Linked DNA regions of Homo sapiens: regions 2, 3 and 4 are each linked to region 1. A link is a loop called in an ENCODE intact Hi-C map of the cell type or tissue named here. Cell type or tissue: heart left ventricle. All regions are shown on one strand. Each heading gives the region's core, and the rest is flanking DNA. Links, peaks and the distances in the headings are about the cores only.

Evidence for each region. Hi-C counts contacts between places; a loop is a spot of excess contacts. Peaks named below come from ENCODE experiments on the same cell type or tissue, not always from the same donor. Only the 100,000 strongest peaks of a DNase experiment are listed, where the experiment ranks them.
Region 2: a loop joins it to region 1, with 22 times the contacts of the local background. A loop is called at or near these places in 40 of 110 quality-filtered maps.
Region 3: it touches region 1 in a loop (2.3-fold over the local background); 13 of 110 quality-filtered maps call a loop at or near these places.
Region 4: a loop joins it to region 1, with 6 times the contacts of the local background. A loop is called at or near these places in 40 of 110 quality-filtered maps.

Annotation. Positions count from the first base shown.
Region 1 is chr5:77,140,583-77,148,538 of GRCh38, reverse strand. ZBED3-AS1 (ZBED3 antisense RNA 1) reads right to left here. Exons shown (of 3, transcript NR_182763.1): 3 at 1-887. It also overlaps a transcript of PDE8B not described here and the pseudogene HMGB1P35. Among named protein-coding and RNA genes, the nearest start is that of ZBED3, 57 kb to the right of the region's middle. RefSeq lists an enhancer at 3,681-3,975. In heart left ventricle, for the core only: a CTCF peak has its summit at 3,834 (motif pointing left); a DNase peak (open chromatin) is centred at 3,798; H3K27ac peaks cover 324 bases.
Region 2 is chr5:77,236,276-77,241,275 of GRCh38, reverse strand. The region is part of intron 1 of PDE8B (phosphodiesterase 8B); the gene reads right to left. Among named protein-coding and RNA genes, the nearest start is that of PDE8B, 28 kb to the right of the region's middle. In heart left ventricle, for the core only: a CTCF peak has its summit at 1,954 (motif pointing right); no DNase peak of the experiment used is centred there.
Region 3 is chr5:77,207,281-77,212,280 of GRCh38, reverse strand. PDE8B (phosphodiesterase 8B) reads right to left here and starts at 1,601. Exons shown (of 22, transcript NM_003719.5): 1 at 1,017-1,601. The coding sequence starts at 1,355. In heart left ventricle, for the core only: no CTCF peak of the experiment used is centred there; DNase peaks (open chromatin) are centred at 2,130 and 3,540; H3K4me3 peaks cover 2,051 bases; H3K27me3 peaks cover 1,665 bases.
Region 4 is chr5:77,434,391-77,439,390 of GRCh38, reverse strand. WDR41 (WD repeat domain 41) reads left to right here. Exons shown (of 13, transcript NM_018268.4): 10 at 1,030-1,151; 11 at 1,967-2,055; 12 at 2,997-3,130. Among named protein-coding and RNA genes, the nearest start is that of WDR41, 55 kb to the left of the region's middle. In heart left ventricle, for the core only: a CTCF peak has its summit at 1,992 (motif pointing right); no DNase peak of the experiment used is centred there.

The DNA of each region.
Region 1 (7,956 bases), core at 1,139-6,138:
AATGTTGGTGAGGATGTGGGAAAATTGAAACCATCATATATTGTTGATAAGAACGTAAAATGGCCCGTTCATGTTAGAAAACAGTTTGACAGTTTCTTTAAAAGTTAAACATACATTTACCATACAATCTAGTGATTCCACTCATAGGAACCTACCCAAGAGAAAGAAAAGCATGTCCACACAAAACTGTACATGAATGTTTACAGCAACATTATTCATTACAGTCAAAATCAGGAAACAACCCAAATTTCCATTAACTGATGAATGAATAAGCACAGTGTAATATGAGCAGATAAGAGAATACTCCACACAGCAGCCAGGGTGAACTTTTGAGATTACAAACTTGATCTGTGATATTAAGGTTAAAAGACAAATGAGACAATTGTAGCAAGTTTGTTAACAGTTTTAAAGTATTTGACTATATAAGTGTATATAATGTCTTGTCTTGGTACCTGTGTAAGTCATTTTGGAACTGATACACATTGTTGCTGACCTGCTGACTTGCTTCTTTGGTATGAAGCAGCATCTGGGCTTGCAATTTCTCTACTTCCCTGAATTCTCTTTCAGTTTTTCTGACTCCTAAGCCAGGTGTATGTGTTTAGCTCCATAATGAAGGACTCCAGCTTCTGTGGAGTCTGGCTCATATTCATGAGACAATAGCCTTTTTCTGATCTTCATTTCCTGCCTGCGGACTTCAGAGATTTGGCTGGGGTCAGATCTGCTCCCAAGCTCATGTGGCTTTTAGAACATTCAGTTTCTTGCAGGTTGTCAGACTGAGGACCTCATTTTCTTGCCGTCAGTTGGAGGCTGCCTTCAGCTCCTATGCTATATGGCCCTCTTCACATGGCAACTTGCTTTTTCAAAGACAGCAAGGGAGAGAGAATCTCCTGGAAAGATGGATTAGAACATTTTTTTACTAATAAAAAAATTGTATTTACTTAGAAGCATTCAGAATTCAGAATGTCAACAAAACAGCTGCCACTTTTTTTTTTGCAATTACAGAGTGGTATTCAGTTAACAAAACAACAATTATTTCATATAAGCTGCATCAGAGACAAGTGAAAATAAAAAATCTACCATCCCCATGTATAACTAATTTGTGCTGTGCACTAAGAAGAACCTGCTTTAAATTTCCTTGCCAGTTTACAACCCCCATACTGTATCAGGCAAGGTTAGTGCCCATTGAAAATACACCAGGACAGGGCTATCTAAAGCCACATTCAGTAGTGTGTTAACTATACAAAAAAGACACTGTGCAGTTTAAAAACAAATGTTACACAGCCTTACATCTCAATGTCTTTCTTTAAAAGGAGTTGTAAACAGGGGGTTTAAATGCTTTCTAGACAAGAAAAAAAACTGTGCTAGAACCAACTTACTCATTATCATCATCATCATCATCTTCATCTTCCTCTTCTTCCTTTTTTTGCTTTTTTTAGCCGTGACAACTCCCTTTTTTGCTGCATCAGGCTTTCCTTTAGCTCAGTATGAGGCAATATCCTTTTCATATTTTTCCTTCAGCTTCACAGCCTTCTTTTCATAAGGCTGCTTATCATCTGAGGCAGTGCCCTTCCACATCTCTTCCAATTTCTTTACAACTCACCAATGGATAGGCCAGGATGTTCTCCTTTGATTTTCGGGCAATACTCAGAACAGAACAAGAAAACAGCCAAAGAATGCCTCTTGGGTGCATTGGGATCCTTGAACTACTTTTTCGTCCTAAAGGGGATCTTTAGGAGGGATATAGGTTTTCATCTGTCTTTCATAACGAGCCTTGTTCGCCTTTGCCATGTCTTCAAATTTCCCTTTCTCTTTAGCAGACATGGTCTTGCACCTCTCTGAGCACTTCCTAGAAAACTGAGAAGTTGACTGAACCATCTGGGTGCTTCTTCTTATGCGCCTCCTGACAAGTTTGCCAAAGAATGCATATAATAACACCTTGCCTCTCAGGTTCCATGGATCTCTTTTGCCCATGTTTAGTTATTTTTCCTCAGTGAGGCACAGAGCTTTCCAGTACCCACCTGGCTCTCACTTGCCCCCGTGCTCTCTCTATGCAGCTCAATGTACTCAGAATCTTATATAATATAATCATGTAAACATAATCACATATATCTCATCATTTTTTGCCAAATTCTACTAGTTAGAAGCAAATCACAGGTTCCATCCACACTCATGGCGAGATCCCACAAGGGTGAAACCAGGAGGTGGGGATTGTGGGAGCTACCCTAGCATCTGTCCTCAGTTCACCCTTTTGGCCTCCAATGATTTGTGTCCCTCTCACACACAAAATACATTTACTATTTCCCAAGGTCCCTGAGAACCTCATATCATTACAGCATCTGCTTGAAGTCCAGCATCTCATCATTTAAATCAGGTCCAGGTATGCATGAGGCTCCTTGAGCGTAGTTCCTCTCAATCTATAAAACTAAAGACAAATCGTCTTGCTCCTAATGCACAATGAAGGAATGAATATAGTAAAATAGTTATAGACATTTCTAGTTAAAAAGAGAAGGAGAGGTGGGCAATGGAAGATAAAAAGGAGTTACAGTCCAAAGCAGTTTTAAAACCCAGCCTAGCAAACTTCAGTCAGAATTCTTTGATTAGATTTCAAGGGCTGGGAATAATTCACCATAGCTCTTGGTTCCACCCTCTGAGTCATCTTTCCTTTTTTCATGAAAAGTAGCACATGTTTGCAGCTGAGTAGTTTTATCATTCTGCTTCCTGCCAGTAGAATTTTGGAGATCTAACAGCCTCCTTTCATTTTGTACTCTTTCCGTCCCTTTCAGTTTAAGTTGGCAGTGTTTTTGCTGAAATACTTTTCTTAAATACTTTGTGGGTCTCCAGTAAATTTCCCTTTACATAAAGGCCACATCCAAGGTTCTTTTTGAGCTAGGCCCCCTTCTACCTTGAGTTCCTGCTGAGATGGTTGAAAGATAACTCAATTAAGCTTCCAAAAGGTCCTATTATTTGAGAGGTTCTGTGAGATACACCATTAATCTCTGGAGAGGGCCCTTTGTATGACTGAATACTACTCTGATCCCTTAATCTTCCTGAGATTTTAACAAAAGCTTGTACAATCACTACTTAGCTTTTTCTCTAGGCCAGGACTTATCTCTATGCCACAAGCTCAAAAGTGATTTCTTAATTTTAACATCTTTTGCCATCTGGAGAGACTGAGAATTTTCAGAATCATCTTTGATTCCTTTTTGTTTAACAGTTCTTCCCTCGATTTATCACTCTCCTCTTGCATTTTACTATAAGCACCAAGAAGAAACCAGGTGGTACCTTCAACACTTTGCTTGGAAATCTTTTTAGCTATATTTCATCACTTTGTATATGTATCATTGTGATGATTCATTTGTGTGTTTCTGCTTTTAAGGCATTTGTAGCATTTAAAAGACTTAGATATAGGATATTTGTGATTTTAGAAGTATATATATATTATACACTATATATTACATATATTTAGGATAATCAATTAGTTTATAAACTAATATTTAGATATTTGGAAAATGTCACATTTGTTAAATGCATAAGTTTTCATTTTTAGTCGTTTAGGGAGTATTTGAATTTTTAGGAGAATACTGTTTATTAAATAATTAATAAAGATGTAAGCAGACTACAAATAGCAGTGATTGTGCCTCTCTACACACAGAGGCCTCTCAGACATTGAAGAATTTAATCAGATGTAAACATTCCAGAAAGATTCATGGGGGTGATATTGAAATCAGGGGAACTTAGAACCTGAGAGCCAGGCCTGGCTATCAGTTGCTGCTTCGGTGAAGAGAATGGACGGCGGCCTTGCAACGCTGCTGCCCTGACTCCCTCTAGTGGTTCGGTCTGCAAAGACTGCCTTTCCTGATCACCAAGAGAAAAAATCTTTTGCTAGGTCATCTCTCTCCAAAAAGTTTCATTTGCTTGGTGAGACAAAAAAAAAAAGCTCAAAAATTCTTCCTCCAACATTTTTATATATATCTAGTCTTCATACAAACATTTCCTATATAACCAAGTATCACCACCTACTTTGAACATCTTTAATGATTATAAAATGCTTCCTTCTTTTCAGCGGACACCGTCCCTATGACTCGTACTCATTGGTCCTGTATTTACCGTTTGGAGCCACGCAATTTTCACTGCTCTTCCACCTGACAGCACTTCAAATCTTTGAAAACTTTGAAAACAGCTTCTTGTCCCCGCTGCAACTTATCTTCTTCAGGCCAACACACGTTGTTCATTCAACTGCTCCTTCTTTGACCCAGTTTCCAGATTCTTCTGTCCCCATTGCTCCCCTCTGGAGGCACTCCAATTTCTCAACAGCCCCTGGAGACATCCTGACTGCCAAGACCTGGACCCAGTGCCTGAGATGTGGTCCTACTGCCCCACAGAGCAGTGGGGCTGACACTACCCTCCTCCTGGACACTTCTCTTGTGAATCCATGCTCTTTTGAGCAGATTTACAAAATAATGGACCAAAGGCTGAGATTTCTCATGTCTGGATTCTTCTCGTATGAGGCAACTTCACGTTTGCTTTACCCTCCATGTAGCCAGGAAACATTTTCTGTTCTTGGACCGAACTTAGTTTCCCAAATACTGATGTATGCAAACAACTTCAAGCAGACCAGGGCTGTGTGAACTTGGACTGCCACTGATCAGAGCGCTAAAAAAAAAAAAAAAAAAAAAAAATCCCTCAAGAAGGACCACTCCCTTATGAGATTGAGGCTTGGGAGCTTGAGAATGCACCTCTCATCTTCAAGCTGGGGACATCTGACTAGCCTAAATCCCCTCTGCTGCTGTTTAAACTCATTTCCTCTAATATTGCCCTCTGTGGACAAGAAGAAAAAAGACTTGATGTCAATAATGTAACATCGTTTTATAGTTTGAAGACTGATACACCTCTCTCCTCTGAATGAATGTAGACATTTCCCTAAAGGGCTATTTTTCAAAACCTTTCATCAGTTACTTTGTCTCCCCTGGCTCCTTTCCAATTTCTCCATAACATCTTCCACTTATGGGCCCCAAGACTGAACAGTATGTTTTAATGACTGATATTGGCTATAGATTAAGAATTATATCTGTGAAAATATTTCCATTATAACATAGCTCATTGTTACAAAGATCTACACATGTAAGAAATCCCTGGCGTATAACAGGTTACATTTCAAAACTTTCTTTGTAGATCAATTATTTGGTATTTGGGCACATTTTTCCATAAAAACAATGTTATATCTTGTATTTGGACTCTGAGCCTAGCAAACAAGAGCCAGTTTAATCCACAGAGCAATAATGATATCAGGTTGAATTTCAAGAACAGGAGTTCTCCGATGTTGAGAATAGAAGACGCAAGATGATGGGAATCTCTTCCTCCAGTTTCTCATCAGGGAGCCGCACATAGGGAACATTAGGAAAGGGATGGCTATTAACTTTGGGTGTCTTCTCACATTCTTTTCTGGCCCTCCCCACCTCCTTGGGTTCTGGTTCCCGATATCCTAGGGTTCCCCGAAGTCTCCTAGGGTGCTGCCTCACTCAGATCTTCCCACAGTCCCCAACTCTCCATGCCTCAATACATCTTAGCTCCTCTCTCTTATGATCCAAACACACATTTCCTTAATGAAGCTAAGTTTGGGAGAGGGTTAGGATGACAAGCTTTCCTTGAACCAGCTGCCATTGAGTAAATTCTGAGCAAAGCGTCTGTTTTTAAATGAGTAGCTTACTTATCCAAAAGACTCTCATCTGTGCAGTTTCAGGCACTGCCACAAAATTAAAAAAAAAAAAAGATTACATGAAGGGAATAATTTGGGGAATGTGGAAGCCATTATAATAAGTGTGCTTATTCTTCCTGCTTGGGAATCTATCCCAAATGGTACCTGCTTTCCACAGATTCCCTCCTTTCCCCCTTTCTGAATCACAGATTATATGCCCCAGATTGTTTTCAGCAGTTCCAAGATTTTTAAAATTGTTTTTATCTTGAGAAATTACTGAATTAAGGCAGATAGACAACCCCCTGCCACCAGAAGAGTACATACTGTAGGATGCCATTTATATAAAACTAATCTATAGTGATAGAAAACAAATTGTTTAAGCAAAAAATGGATTACAAAAGGGCCTGAGAAAACTGTGGGAGGAAACAAATGTTGATTGTGGTAAAGATTCCATGGGTACGTACACTTGTCAAAACTTATCACATTGTGTACTTTAAATAAGTGCAGTTTAGTGTACATCAATTATACTCAATAAAGTTGTAAAAAAGAGAAATGCAACCAATATGCAAAAAGACTAATTGGCATTTATTAACAGCTCATATTTGCCTCAAGGATTGTTTATAAAAAATGAACTAAATAAAACAGATAAAAGTGACATCCCCAGACACAGTTCCAGTTCTTTACTGCAACCTCCAGAAGCAAGTAGCATGAATTTAGTGTATATCCAAATCAGTCCACTGGTAATAATTTTACATACATATATAGTCTTAATATAATGTATTATTTCTGTGTTTTTAAAATTTATATCAATGACATGCACATTTTATTCCATGAATCTCTTTTCTTTACATTATGTTACGTGTTGGTATTATATAGATACTTTATACATGGATATATTATGTTATATATGGGAACAATCCATTCCTTCTAATGGCCATTATAACAATTCATATCCTAATAGAATATTATGGTAATTCATATCAAAATAGAACGTGAATATGTTACATTTTATTTATAAATTCTCTCTTTGATAGGCATTTCAGTTGTTTCTAAGGTTTCATAATTATAAGCAATATTGCAATAAGCTAAGGTTTTCAAAACAAATGTCATGGTATTGGCGGTAGGAGTTACTGGGTAGTAGCCACCTGGTAGGTATATAGATAGGTCTTCTATGAGTCAGATATTGGTAAAGTAGAATGTCCTGTTTCAAGGATCCATGGACTGCACAAAAATAGCCAAAGTTGAATAAGACCCTGTCTTTAAATTCCAGAACAACAAAGTGGTGCTATTATGTATCCTGCAGAGTTGGAGATGATTCAGAGGACAATTCCAATGCCCCATAGAGTTTAAATCTGACTTGGATACAGTTGAGATTCAAAGCAGATGACCTCCCACAAAGCAGGTGGGTTAGATGCCTTTAGCAATAGGCCAAAGCAACTCAACTCTATCTGTTGCTGTTTAAAGCCTTCTTGAAGGTCGTTAATGTTAAATGAGCACCAGAAAATGTATATTCATTGCTTCTAGGTTACTATGTTTGATACATATGTATTAAATCTACCTTGTTTATAGTATTAGATCCCTCTTTTGTGCTTAATTTTTACTCTCTTGATTTGGTAAAGGTTCAAGGTAGCATGTTAAAGCATCCCATTGCTATTATGTTTCTAACAATTTTTCTAAAAACAAACATATACCAATTCCCAAAATTTATAGCTTTGTTATAATTTTAGAATATTGAAAGGTAAAATTCATATCTCAAAAGTATAGAGAAGAGAACTTCTAGCAATATAGTGGACTGAGATTATATAGAAGAATTCCCTCTTCAGTTACTGTTACAGGGAAACACAGAGAAAATTTTTTTATATATCTATATATACACATGTATATGAGTACAAATATGTACACACACACATACATGTATGTGTATATATACGTACATGTGTATGTATATATACGGTGGATGTACCTGACAGCAATAACTTAAGCATACTCTGTACAGCAGCCTGTATGGCAAACACATCTGACAGCAATAACTTAGCCTAGGAAATGGGGGTTGCCATGTGGATGTTGCTGGAGAGAGGGTGCTGAGTGAAGGTGCTGTATAAACTGCAGGCTTTTGGAAAGCAGTTGTGGTTCTCTTATCCAGCCCACTGCCACTAGTCCATCCCTGTACATAAGTTCCCCCAAATCAAATCTTATGTCTCATTTGCTGGCTCCAGGTCTCTTCTTTGGCCTCTTGAACCTGGTGCCATTCCTATTGGAGT
Region 2 (5,000 bases), core at 1-5,000, 94 kb before region 1:
GTAGTCAAAGCATTTGAATACATATTTGACTATAATGATGAGTTACTCCCAATACTTGCCGAAGAAAAGCAATGAGGTGTGCGTGCTGAACTGACAGTAAGTGTATCAACCAGTTTTCCGGATGTTTTATTCAAAAGCCACTCTTCCAAAAATGCTATACTAGTGAGTGCTCTAGAAAAAGAACTCTTTTCATTTGGCTGCTGTCTCCCTTGTTGATTGCAACTCCTGTTTGCAACTGTCTCACTTTTTCTCCTTTATCCCTCATTTTTGCACTAAAAAAATTCACTATGTGTTACTAAAATGAATAGCAATCTGGTCACTTCCTAGGAAGTTTTGTAAACATGCTTATTTAGGAAAACGCTGCTTAGTTGCAACTACGTATTATTCAAAAGGTTAATTCAACATTTTATCCCTCTGTATTTGGAAACCTGTATTTGAAAGACAAAATAATTTTATTTTATGGAAATGCAAATCAGAAAGCTTCTTGGAGGTAAGAGTTATGTATTTTTCTTTCTTTATTTCCTTTCACAACACTTATTGCATAAAATGGGTACTGAATAATTGTCAGCTTAGTTAATTTCAATTTGAATGTGTTTGAATAATTAGTGTGGGTATAACACTTTAAATAGCATATTTTACTGAAAAGATATTAATAGCTAGCCCTAGTGATGGAGAAGATGTTGGCATAGGATTATCTGACTGGTGACAAGGCAGATGTACACTAGGTTATCTTATGGTTTCTACTTTCTTTCTACATGAGTAGAATCCTGTCTACGAGACCTCCTGTGACCTCGGAGTTTTAATTAAAATTTAAATTGCCCTTGGCCGGGCGCGGTGGCTCACGCCTGTAATCCCAGCACTTTGGGAGGCCGAGGCGGGCGGATCACGAGGTCAGGAGATCAAGACCATCCTGGCTAACACGGTGAAACCCCGTCTCTACTAAAAATACAAAAAAGTAGCCGGGCGCGGTGGCGGGCGTCTGTAGTCCCAGCTACTCGGAAGGCTGAGGCAGGAGAATGGCGTGAACCCGGGAGGCGGAGCTTGCAGTGAGCCGGGATCGCGCCACCGCACTCCAGCCTGGGCAATAGAGCGAGACTCCATCTCAAAACAAAACAAAACAAAACAAATTTAAATTGCCCTTTCAAAAAACTCTCAATTGAATGACTAAAACGAAATACAAAAAAAAAAAGCTTCATTTTAACTTTTGTCTTGTGCTGTTACTGGAGAGCTTGTTGAAAAGGAAGGATCACAGAAAAAGTACTGATGAAGGAAGCAAAACACTTAAACTTAGATGCACTTGGAGAGACTGACGTCGAAGGGTTAGGGTTGCTGCTGTGTTTTTCTGCTCAAGGACCCCCTATAAAACATTGTGTTCCCAGGGGATAATGGACCAGGAGCAGCTATAAACAAACATGCTTTAAAAGCCACCCAAGTAGAAGAGCATTCTGGAGAGACAAGCCTGGGTTATTACAAGAATGAAAGCTCTGAACAGGAAGGTGTTTAACCTCATCTAAGATCTTACAATACAGCTAAAGCTAGAGGAGCCCATGTTTGTTAGAAAGATGTGTGGAAAGTTTTAAAGTTACATAAGCATAAGAGATTGGAATTGGATCATGTTCATCAAAAGTGTGGATTTCGATTTCAGAAAGGTTAGATGTTATTTTCCACACTAAAATTATCCAGTAAAGGAGAGAAAAGATTGGTGTTGTTTATTGTACAAAGAATTAGAGAAAAGAAAGGTGGCCAGATATCAGTAGCCCCAGGGAACTTGAAAATACCAAGAGATTGCAAACAAGGAAGTGCTTGGAAAATCGAAGCCATAGGTTGTTTATGTACTGCTAGCATCACCTCCAAGCTGCATATATATGGATCTAACACTAAAAAGCACATTACAGAGAACTAAATTATGAGACAGATCACTTTTCAGGTCACAGACTGGCCACTGGGTGGCATACACATGGGACATATTCAAAGAGCATTGAAAAGGCTTTAAAAATGTAATTGATATAACCACAAAAGAAGGCTGACTAGAAATTGTGGTCTGAACCCAACAGGGTTGATTCCCTGCTAAAACGGAAATATCAAGATTCACCATAAGATTTAATCAAGATACAAAGTCTTATAATCAATCTAAAATTCCTGGACATAAGAACCAGGAAAATTACAACTTGCATGGGACAAGATAATTGACAGATGTTGTGATGATTAATTTTATGTGTCAATTTGACTGGGCTAAGGGATGCCTAGATAGCTTTTAAAACATATCTGAGTGTATCTGTAAGGATGTTTCTGGGAAAGATTAGCATTTGAATTAGTAGACTGAGTAAAGACATTCACCTTCACCAAGTGGGTGGACATCATACAATCTGTTGAAGGCCTGAAAAGAACAAAAGGGCAGAAGAAGGGCAAATTCATTCTCTCTTCTTGAGCTGGCACATTCATCTTCTCTTGCCCTTGGCCATCAGTGCTCCTGGTTCTCTGGCCTTTGGACTCGTACTAGAATTTACACATTGACTCTGCTGGTTCTCAGACCTTCAGATTTGAACTAGAACTGCACTGCCAGATTTCTCAGGCCTCCAGGTTGCAGATGTCAGATCATGAGAATTCTCTGCCTCCATAACTACATGAGCCAATTCCTTGTAATAAACCACTTTCTGTATATCTATGTGTATCCTATTGGTTCTGTTTCTATGAAGAGCCCTCAGTAATATAGATGTCAACACAAAAATGACAAAGATGCTGGAATTATCTGACAAAGACTAAGCAATTATTATAAAAAATTCCAATAAGCAAGAGTTAACACTTGAACCAACTGGAAAGATTTAAAGTCTCAGCAAAGAATAGAAGATATAAAAAAGAATCAAATGAAAATCTGATGACTAAAGGATAGAATAACCAAAATAAAAAACCAACTGGATAGGCTCAATGTTAGAATGATTGAAGAAAAGAATCAGTGAACTTTGCACATGATTCAATACAAATTATCCAATCTGAACAAAAGAGAAAAGACTGAACTAAAAAAACAGAGTCTTAGGAACCTGAACAATAACAAAAGGTCTTAAAATCATGTCATGGAATTTCAGAAAGAGAAGACAAAGAAATATTTGAAGAAATAATGGTTGGAATATTTCCAACTGTGGCAAAAGTCATAAACCTATATATTTAAGAAACTTAGCAAACTCAAAACACGATAAACTCCAAGAAATCCATGTCCAGAAACATAATCAAACTACTGAAAACTAAAGATAATGAAAAATTCTTGAAAGCATCCAAAGAAAATGGTACACTATTTACAGGGGGACCATAATTCAAATGACTAAAGGTTTCTCACCAGAAACCATGGGAGACAGAAGGTAGTGAAATATCATCTTCAAAGTCCTGGGGTGGGGGGAACCTGTTCACTCAGGATTCTATATTTTATGAAAATATTCATAGGGAATTAAGGTAAAATAAAGACATTCTCAAATGCAGAAAAGACTTAAAAATCAGTTGTCAACAGACCTGCTCTAAAAGAATTCTAAAGAAAAGCTTTCAGATTAAAGGAAATTGATACTAGGAGAAAACTTGGAACATCACGAATGAAGGAAAAGCAATAGATTGTAAATATTTGGGTAACTATAGTAGATTATTCTTCTCTTGAATTCTTTAAAGTATGTTTGACAGTTGAAAGAAAAATTTATGACATGGCCTAATGGAGTTTTCAATGTACATATAACTAGTATATAAAATAACTATGAAGAAGATTGGATAAAAAAGACACACATGAAGATTTCTTTATATAATTTGAAGACATAGAATATCGTTTCTAAGTTCACTATGAAAAGTTAAGTGTGTGTGTGATAATCCCTAGAGCAACCACTAAAAAATCTACACAAAGAGATGTAGTAAAAAACACAATAGATAAATTAAAATTGAATACTAAAAAATGTTTGAATAAACCAGAAAAAGCAGAAAAGATGGAACAGAGGAATGAAAAACAGGGGAAGCAAACATAAAGCAAATAATAAAAGTATGGACATTAAATGTAAATGGTCTAAATAAATCAATTAAAAGACAGAAATTGTTAGAATGAATTAAAAACACATGACCCAACTACATGCTATCTATAAGAAACTCACTTCAAACATAATTATACAGGTAGAATCAAATGGAAAAGAATAAACCAGGTGAATACTAATCAAACAAAGGGAATATCTGTCTAAGTAAACTTTAGATTAAAGAAAATTACTAGGGATAAAAAGGGAAATTACATAATCATAAAAAAGTCAATTCACCAAGCATACATGAAAATACTAAATATACAATTAGCAAACAACGGAGCTTCAAAATACATAAAGCAAAAACTGACAAAACTAAAGGCAAAAATAGACAAATTCACAATTACAGTTGGAGGTCTCTTTCAGTAATTAATAGAACTATTAGACAGAAAATAAGCATGAATATAGAAAAACCAAACAATACCATCATCCAACTGAACTAAATTGACATTATAGAACACTTTCCCAGCCAATATCATTTCATTTTTTTCCCTTCCTTTGTGGAAAAACTCCTCAAAATAGTTATCTAAATTTACTCTCCCCCATTCTCTCTTTGAACCACTCTAGGCAAGATTTTGCCTCCATCACCACACTGAAACTGTCCTGGTCAAGTTCACTGATGACCTCCATGTTGCTAAATCCAGTGGTCCAATATTGGTCCTCATCTTTTTTGAACTATCAGCAGCATGTGACACAGTTAATCACTTCCTCCTCTTCAAAACACTTTTTCCACTTGGCATTCAAGTGAAAGTCACTACACTTCTTCCTCCTATTCAGTGGCTACTCATTCTTAGAAACTGAATTTCTCCTCATCAACCCAGCCTCTAACTTCTGGGTGCCCCAGGTCTTAATCTAGTTCTTAGATCTCTTCTTCTATCCATACTCACTCACTTGATGATCCCATCCAGTTTCATAGCTTTAAGTGTCATCTATGCACTGATGACTCCCACATTTGTGTCTACA
Region 3 (5,000 bases), core at 1-5,000, 65 kb before region 1:
ATTGACCAGGTAAAGGCTGTGATTCTATCTGACATTAGGAGTATTTTTTTCTCTCTGTACAATAGGATATGCCATTGTTATCTTGTTTGCTGAAAGGAAAAAAGACCCAGTGCCCAGATTTACACAATGAAAAGCCTCTTGGATTTAACGGTACTTTGAGAACATACGGGAGGACACTATTTAAATAATTATTTTTCTTCTGTCTTTAAGAAATAAATATTTAGCGACTGCTTTAACCATCTAAACAATTTTTTCCACTTCCTCAAAATCCCACTCTCTGGGAAGATCAGTTGTATGTGCAGAATCATCCTCAGACAGCTGTACTGCACTGGAAACCACGTCCCCTCACGGTGGCTCTGCTGACACTCCGAACTCATGGCCCGGTTCTCTCAATTCTGTCTAGGATGCAGCCAACCCAGAGAAACGTTACAGTGACAAACAACAGGTTCCACTCTGCTCCGTTCCCACATCTCTTAAAACACGAACACTCATTCATTCACAAATCCCTACGCTCGGTTCCTGTGCTGAGACTCCAGCCTGGCTGGTAATCCCAGGTAAAAATCGGAATATGGGGCACTATCTATCCTGGTGCTGCAACTGCACCAGTCACCTACAAGGCACGCAAATCCAGCTCAGTGCTCAGATTTCATTCAACAGGACTGGCCACCGAATGCTCTCAATGGTCCCCACCCCTCTTCCTGCATAAACCAAGCCACAGCCTTCCTGCCCTCAAGGAGGAACAGGCCAGCCCACCTGCTTCCTTCTGCGCTCCCTTCCCCGCCCAGTCCCCCAGGACCAGCTAAGGACGCTTCCAGGACCCCTCCAGGGGCCTTTTTCTGACCACATTTCCTGGGCTCCCATCATCTCCACAAATGAAAAGTAAACTCCTCCTTAGTGACAACCTCTCCAAACCAACCGCCTCACGGTCACCCAACTCCGCCGGAGCCCCCTACCCGTGCGAGCCCCGCCGACGGGGCGGACGGCCCCCACGGCGTGTGCCAGCGCGGGGCATTTACCTTCACGCTGGTGTAGCAGGTCTGAGTCTCGGCCTCGGCGCTGCTGCAGCAGTGGCGCCTCCGGCCCCTGCTGGTGGTCGCGGCGGGGGCTGCGGAACCCGCGCTGCTACCGCTGCCCAGCTCGGTGCGGGCCCTGCGGACGCGGGCTACGCTGGGGGGTCCCGACGCGCGGCTCGGGGGGATGGCGTCGGCGGCGTCGGTCTGGACGAAGAGGCCGGGCAGGGGTGCCGCCGGGCCCTGCGACACGCTGGTGGTCTGGCGGGGCGAGCTGGACTCGTCCGAGTCCCGGCAGTAGATCACGCCGCTCTGCGAGACATGGATGCTGGGGGCGCAGCCCATCCCTCGGCCGGGCTCCCCCGCGCGCCCGCCCGCGCCCGCGGCCGCCGGGACCCAGCGCACCCGCTGCCACCTGCAGTGAGGGGGCGGCCGCGGCGGCGCCCGGACTGCGCGCCCCCCGGCCTGTGTGTCCGCCGCTCCGTCGGGCTGGCCGCGGTGCCCCCCGCCGAGCCTCCGGGGACCGCGCGCGTCACCCCAACTTTCCCTTTTGGGCCATCTTCCTCCCCGAGCGGGGGAGCGCGCATACACAGCGCCCCGCGCGCACCAGCGGCCGCCACCCTCCCCGCCGCGGCGCCCCAAACACGCTCCCCGCGCCTCCGCCTTCCCCTCCTCCCTCGGCGCGGCCCCCGCCGCCGCCCAGCTCGACCTCGCCGGGCTCCCGCACCCGCGGCCCTGGGCCAGGGCGCCCGCCCGCCTGCCCGCCTGCCTGCACCTTCTTTCCCCACTTTCGGTCTGCGCCCGTCCCCTCCCTCCCTCGCTCCCACCCTCCTTCCTCCTCAGGTGCCCCGGCTCCGCGGCCGCAGCCGCCCGGGCCCCACTGCGCCCCTCCGCCCCTCCCGCCGCTCCCGGAGCTCTCCCGACAGGGCAGAGCGTGCCCGCGGCTCGGCTCCGCCGCGGGGCCCCTGTGCGCGGCAGCTGGCACCGCGCCTCGGCGCCCTCCCCTCCTCCTCCGCTGTCCAGAGGCCTCGTCTCTTCTGCACTCATCCCGACGCCGCCCCCAGCGCCCCAGCCCCTCTTCCCCTGAAGGGCTGTGTAAGCCTCTCGCTTTTCACCAACACATTTTCACACATCCCAGAGCTAAACACCAGGAGGCCCCTCCCGAAATGGCAGGGGCCCTACAGCCCAGGCCCACCCACCGCATTTGCTTGCCTCTCAACACACCCGGGAAGTGATGGAGAGACCTCATGGTTCCGTCCTCTTCCCCCAGCCCCACCGCCTACTCCGAAGGCTGAGTTGGATGGTGACCCAGTCTTCAGAAGAAGCCCATTCCATGTCTACTCATCGTTTGGAAGTTTGTGCCAAGGGATGGGAGGCCCTGCGGAGGAAGGCACCCTTGAACACATACGTTCCCCTAAGATCCAAGGCAAGAACAGAAAGAAGCTGTCTGATGGTTCTTGGCTTTCTCCCCCATTTTCACCTCTTCCTTAGGTGTCACTAAATGTTCATGCTGGTTTCTATCCCGTCCAGCCGCCCATGTCAACTGCTGTTCCTCACACTCTGGGCTGGGCAGTCAACAAGGCCTTCCCTCATTCTCCTTGGTGAGGCATGCACAGACTGAGCTGTGCTGGAGGAGAGGAAGAATGCCTTTAGAAGGATGGCTGCTGTTCATCCTTCCCTTGTAAACTCTGAGTTACAGCTGCGAGACACCACTGCCCATTCAGTCACTGGTTCCCGCAGTAATTCCTGCCCGATTTTCACAATGGCACGGGGAGATAAATTAGATGGTCTAAGAAAGGATTTTATCTAGAGTTGCTTATACGGACAAGGGCAGTAACATAGAGGCTTAATGCAAGGCACAAAGAAGTATCCAATTTTAAGGTTTGTTTTTTGTTTTTTTTTCATTCTTATTTTCCTTTTTCTTCCTGGACCACTCTTGGATGTGACTGGATGAAGACTTCAAAAGACAGTTTCTAAATTTCATAGAGAAGCAAGATATCATTCCCAATCCCAAATTCAGTTATACAGGGAGAGTCTAACCTTATTCTTCTACCTTTGCTTCTCTTCTCAGTTTAGCTCTCTTTTTTTGATACAAAAAAACTCCATCTCCAGCTAACCTGGAAAAAGTCTATGCTGTATTTTTTAATGGACAGGCAAATTGCTCATAAAATTTCTGCACAGGTTGGGTCCTCCTAGAAGCAGATTCTGAGATGGTGTTTAGCAGGCAGAGGGAGGCTTTTTAGGAAGTGCTCTTGTAGTCAACATTTGTGGGAGGAAATAAAGGGAGGGAATGGAGGGAGGCAAGCTTGAGCAGAGGGAGAAATTGACCAAGCCTCAGGCATCCCTGCAGGGAGGATTCTGAAGGTGGGATGATGCTTCAGAGTTGTTCTGAGTTGGGGCTGGGTTCTGAGTTGTTCTGGTGGGCCTTTATACCCCAGCATGGACCAGTCTTTACATGCAGGCCACCTCAGCGACCTTGGGCAAGGTGGCTCTCTTCAGCTGAGGCACTGCCCCTAGGAGATGTCAGCTGAGCCAAGGGCTTTCTGCTGGCAGCACTCCCAGTAGCTGGAGGAGTAAGTCCTTTCCTGGCATCATAGCCTCCACCCACAGTTCCCTTCCAGGCTGCTGAGATCCATGTTTCCTTGTCCCATCCATGCCTGTAAGAACACCACATTAAATGGCTGAGACTGAGATATGGGGACAGTCATTCATTTAAAACTAAGCCTCATAGCAACCATCTGCTCTACTTCCAAAGGACAATTTAGGACCTGGGAAAACAACATCAGAGTTAAATTGCAAAAACACTAGTCTCTATACTAGTCCCTGATGTAACGTTCAAGTCAGGGTTTAATGATTCCTAAAGCTTACCTGTGATAATGCATATAGCATTTCAGTCATTACCTTTCATGGAGCTATCAATGACAGCCTTCACATACTGAAATTTACAGCCATGCATATTCTCATGACACATGTCTACTTTTTCAGAGTTTTCTCTAGGAATGCAATGAAACCACCCAGAAAAAAGCACCAGTCACTCACTGAGGCTTTGAAAGGCAAGAAGACTGTGATGAAACAGAAATTACAACCAATCTTCTGGTGGAGAACATTAGGAGCTGAATCATGAAGCTAGAAGTCACCCAGAAACAAATTTAGGTTGAACTTTCTACATTAAAAAATAAGAATAATTAAGCCTTGAAAGAGTAGGTGACCTCAAGGTAGCTAGTGAATAGGACTAGGCTGCTTTAGTGGGTTAACTGAACAGTTCATATTAGGACCAGTGACTTTCATTGACTGCAACTTCTTTGTTGGAATAGAAGATAGAAGGGGAAATGCACTAGGTATACAGTTTTCTTCCCATTCCCAGAGCAGACAGTAGCTCAAACACATCTTCAACTGCCAATTCTGGCTTAGTGAAAGAAAAAAATAATGTGTCCTTATAATCTCCACCAAGTGTTCTCAGTGGGAATGTGCAACCTGCCCCCATTGCTGGAACAGATCTGGCTGCTGAAACTTGCAGAAGTGTGCAAGTGGAGGGGAAATGGTTTAACTGAAATCATTTCCACAGCTTAGTTCTGAAGCCTGAGTTCTGACCCACAGAAGAGATTTCTGAACCAATTGCCACTGACCACTTCAATGCATCCCAGGTGACAGCAAAGACTACAAGCTCAGACACTGTTGATAAAAATTAGGCCTAAGTTACAGAATAAGGCCAGAAAGACCAACATTATTAAAAAAATAATTAAGTGGAGAAAAATTTAGCAACAGAAAATATCCAAGAAGCAAATCAAAAGAAAGTAAACTAAATCAGAAACATATTGTAAAACAAAACCTCCAATATGTCCAGGGTCACCTGAATGGCTTGTGTGTTTTATAATAGTATTAAATAAGAGCTAACTGTAAAATTATGGCCCACAGGCACTGCAAGATCCTGAACAAATAAGGTCCCTTCCAATTCTAAGATGGCATGACTCTTCAGAATTCCTCTAGAGA
Region 4 (5,000 bases), core at 1-5,000, 290 kb before region 1:
AGTCAAGGGGATCATTCAAGATTTAAGATTCCAGCAAGCCTTGGGGGCATGCTTTGGTTCAGTTACTATAGGTCTGAGTTGAGTTTGTAGTCTTGGAGGCTGTGTGAGAAAGGTTGGAGAGCCCAGAATCTCTGGTGAAAACAAGAAGGCAATATGTAGGGATATTTGAAAGGTCTGCCTCATGGGGATATCTATTGAGTAAGAATGGATGATTCTAGGACAGGTGCTTGCAAAAATTTCAAAGGCTACTACTGCATGTGAGTCACGTGAGGAATGAGCAAGGGACTGGAGTAACATGACCTTGATTCTAATATTGACTCCATGTTTCATTTCTTGTGTGACTTTAATCTCTTTAATTTTAAATTCCTTATCTGGAAAATGGCAATGATGCTTGCCTTTCTTAACACGATGTTGTGAGGCTGAAGTGAGATAAGTATTAGTGAAAATGCTTTCAAAAGATTAAAGTTGTTTTAGTAAAAAGGTATTTATTTCTAATAGTACATTTGGAAAAATGTTTTTTGAAACCTTCAGAGGATTGCATGATGATAATGCCACTGTAGCCGTGCTTTTTTGTATCACTTGTAGGTCTCCTGATTGCTTAAGATGTGGAATGCAAGTAATTTTGCTTGCATTTTTCAGGCAGAAGAAGCTAGGTAATTTTCCCAAGGATATAGTGTTATTTAAATGAAAACTCAGGTTATCCCTCAACAGCTTCCACTGCAGGGCCAGGCTGCTAGCTATAGCTTTTCTCTAGATATATTTCAGTGAGGAAGAAGTGGCGCTAAGGGATATACTATGCAGACCTACCTTTCTCTGCATTAGTGGTTGTGTCCTACCTTCTAAATGCTCAGAGCTTTCTTTAGTGCTTTGACATTTTGGGGTTTCAGAGATTAGTACTGTAATTTGGGCTAAAGGCTAGGAATGGGAAAGGTAATGGTGGCTTTCTGATGTCACATGAGGGCTGGAAATCCATTACACTAGGAAGGGTGAGTGCTAGTTTTATGCCCATTTCTGAACTTCTTCCCCTAGAATGTATTTGCTGCAGTTGGAAGGGGTTTATACGTGTATAGCCTTCAAATGAAGCGTGTGATTGCCTGCCAGAAAACTGCACATGACTCCAATGTCCTGCACGTTGCCAGACTTCCAAACAGGTACAAGTTCCCATCTGTTCTGCAATAGATGAAAGCAAGTCACAGTTCCCAGGGCTACCAGTGTAATTTCTCAAGTGGCCAAGTTACCTGGCTTCATGGCTTGACCTGCTGTGTTCTTTTGGAAATGGAGAATGCCTGAGGGCTGTCTCTAACAGAAGGGTATGTGGCAGTATATTACAGAATTTACAAGAAGCAAGGTGCAAATGAATTACATTGAATTTCATTGTTAAGAAGAGATGATTTAAAATTTGGTATTTAACAACATAAACGACTTTGGGGCCACTTACATTGTACCAATTTTTATATTTCTCATAAACCTACCTTCTTTTTGTTTATGGCCAGAATCAAATGGTTGCTGGTCTCCTTGTTGTGTGAGGCTACTAAGTGAGTGGTTTCCTGTCAGGGTAGATTTGCTGCTGAGCTTCTAGGGACGAACATATGGACAGGGACTATCATTATTTTCTATGCAGGATATTTTTATAGTGAAGCACCCAGAGAAGAGAGGTAGCAAGAGGAGGGAAGGGGGCTGCTTAGGACATTGTGAAGTATAATTCACACTGTTTTCCCAAGGGCATTTTTTTAAATGGAGAGAATCAATTTATAGCATTTGAGCTAATGTAACGAGTAACATGTGGCTTTCCTAAAGGGTGCTTTTAGTTTGCGTTGTAACGTCATGCTAAATTGTGATTTTTGTCAGTTCCTGCTAAGAGCTGAATAAAAGCAGTTGAGGGCTCCACTGATTTCTTTCACTGCAAATTTAGCATTGGCCCTCAGTGGTGCGCTCTTTTTGTATTACTGATTTTCTGTTCTGACAGGCAGTTAATCTCATGCTCAGAAGATGGCAGTGTACGCATTTGGGAGTTAAGAGAAAAACAGCAGCTTGCAGCTGAGCCTGTACCAACAGGTGTGTGTCTTCTCTCAAAAAGGTAGTCTTTTTCTCTCCTTTTTTCTCACGTGAAAGGCAGGAGAAGGACAATTATGTGAAACCACTAAAATAATATAGAAATGCTCCAAATAGGCATCAGATGTTTATAGAAAGCATATGGTAATTGAGATCTAGGATTTACAGCTTAATACTGCCCTAATGTAGAACTGCCACTTCATTTCAAGTAAGATAGAGATTTTCTTGTTTTGAGGGAAAACTTACTTTCTGGTAATCTGAATGACCAAATGGCCTAATGAAGTATTCATTTATATTGTCTATAATTCTGACTGATACACAAAATTTGTACCGTCAGATGTCAAACCAAAGTGTTCTTTACCCTTGATGTTGAACTTAATTTATGGGAAAACATACTTTTCCTTGTGTGCTTATATCATAATTTTATGAGCTCTTGACTTCCAGGTGTTTAGTTTGAAAAACAAAACTCTGAAGGGTTGAATAAATTAGTTACCAACCTTTGCACAAGAAATCAGATGCTGGTACCTAGTTGTTTCTGGTCCTTTTGACTTCCTGAAGTCCTGGGGTGTTGCTTTTGCACATACATATACAGCTTTTCCCCTATGCCTTGTTTGTTGATCTGAGTTTTGCCCTTTTTTCCCTTGACAGTTAGACACTGCCATTCAAGCTTTGTTTCTGTCCTGTTTTATTCCAAGTGTCTTTTTGTTAATATACCTGCACCAGTGGGTGACTAGGGGCAATAAAAAGAGATGAAGAACAGACCTGGTTAGCTAAGAAAGATGAAATAACATATTCACAAAACCCTAGCACGGTGCTCAGGTACTGTCCACTTAGCCCTTGACTAAAATAAGTCTGGAACCTCTTCACATTTAAATTTTGTTTTTCTGATCTCATGTTATTGTAAGTACAGAGCACAGTAATTTTGGAAATGATTCTTTTTCTAGGTTTTTTTAACATGTGGGGATTTGGAAGAGTCAGCAAACAAGCCAGCCAACCTGTTAAAAAGCAGCAAGAAAATGCTACTTCATGTTCACTGGAGCTTATTGGAGATTTGATTGGACACTCATCATCTGTGGAGGTATTGCTGTTTAGCCACAGAATGTCCAAGCAACTCCTGCTTTTGCATTTCATTGCTCTTTTCTTTCAGTTGATCTCATAAAGGCATATACTTTTTCTTATATCTGTAGGTGTTTGTCAGATCTGAACATGGAATGGGATAGGCTATAGTATGTGCAGTTAGGGTCTCCCTTTCCGGATATATGATTTGAGGAAACAAGGAATGCATTGCTTTTAAGAATGGTCTTAATCACCATTATTTAGGAGCTGGAGATAGCTGACAGTAAGGGCAGTGTGAATAATGTTGACTATATGACAACAGTAAACAGAGGATGCATGAAGGGTTGTGGTTATATGTGTATACAGTTAAAGCCTTAACAGAATCGAATTCCAGGGGCCTTTATCAAATTCATGAACAGAGTCCTGTTTCTCCTGCCTTTGAAGGATAATAGTTTGTTAGCTTTAATGAAACCTATGCCTTGATTTTCATTGTGCAAATATGAAAGTTTTAGTTGAAAATTATGAAATGCGTAAGCTTTTAACATGTAGAAATCCAGATACATTAATATTTGCTGCAGGCATCATTGCCTGTAGTGAAGGAATAAGATCAGTTGAGGTAACAGATTAGCTGTGAGAACTAATAACAGTGTAATCAGGGCCCTAAGGAATTTCTTAAATTGTTCTTCCCTGTTTCATAGCCAAAGAACAAAAAATTTCTTTTCATTTGAAAGGGCATTCATGCTTAGGAGGAGCAGCGGCAGCATCCTTGTTAGTGAGCATTTCCTGTATTTCAGGCACTGTGCTAAACACTGGCTGCTGGAGTTTACAGAGAGAGATGAAAACAGTCCTTGCCCTCATGGATCTTACCCTTGAGTGGAGAGAAGGGGTATAGACCTAATAGGCTGTTACCCTAGGCTGCATTTGATGGACCCAAGTAAGCAGCAGTGACTCAGAAGAAACATTTCTTGCTGAATCTTGTAAATGGTTAGAGGATATAGGACTTGACACTTGAGCTGAACCTTGAAGTTTAGTAGGATGAGTATATAGCCTTGTCATCATAAGCTCCTTGATGTTGGGGTACAGTGTCATAGTTATCTTTGCTTTCCTCTAACAAGTAGCTCAGTTTTTAACTTTGTGTTTATGGTTGGGAGGTGAGCATGGACTGTGGTAGGCAGAAGGGCAAAGATAGCATTTACGTGGTGGCAAGGAGCACCTTGGCTAGGCCGGAGCGCTGGGTTCCTGTGAACAGACACTAGTAGGGGATAAAGCCTGGGAACGTGGTTTGGGGTCAGATTATGGATGTCCTTGAATGTAAGGCTGAGGAGTTTGGACTTTATTTTTTAAATAGTAGGAACTCATTAAAAAGGTTTTTAGATGGTAGGGAAAACCCCATGTAAAAGACATTCAAAATGTGTTTGAATGTGGCACATTTCTCATTCTATAAAACAGTGTCAGCTTCTTAGGAATTTTCCTGAGTGAAAGTGTTGAGACCTGAACACTTTTAAAAAGCATCTCCAGCTTCGTTGATAAAATCTAGGCTATCTTTGCAGTGTCACCTGAATTTCCTCATTTCTTTTTTTTTCTTTGAGACAGCATCTCACTCTGTTGCCCAGGCTGGAGTGCAGTCTTGGGTCACTGTACTCTCCGCCTCCCAGGTTTAAGCAATTCTCCTGCCTCAGTCTCCCAAGTAGCTGGGATTACAGGTGCCCGCCACCACGCCCAGCTAATTTTTGTACTTTTAGTAGAGATGGGGTGTCACCATGTTGGCCAGGCTGGTCCTCATTTCTATTTTCATCCTTGCTCTACTGGCGCAACCCCTCTACCTGTGTACTGAATTTTGTGTTTTCCAGTTTCCGAAGGAATTCTGCTCCCATGTTTCCTCCCTTCACTCC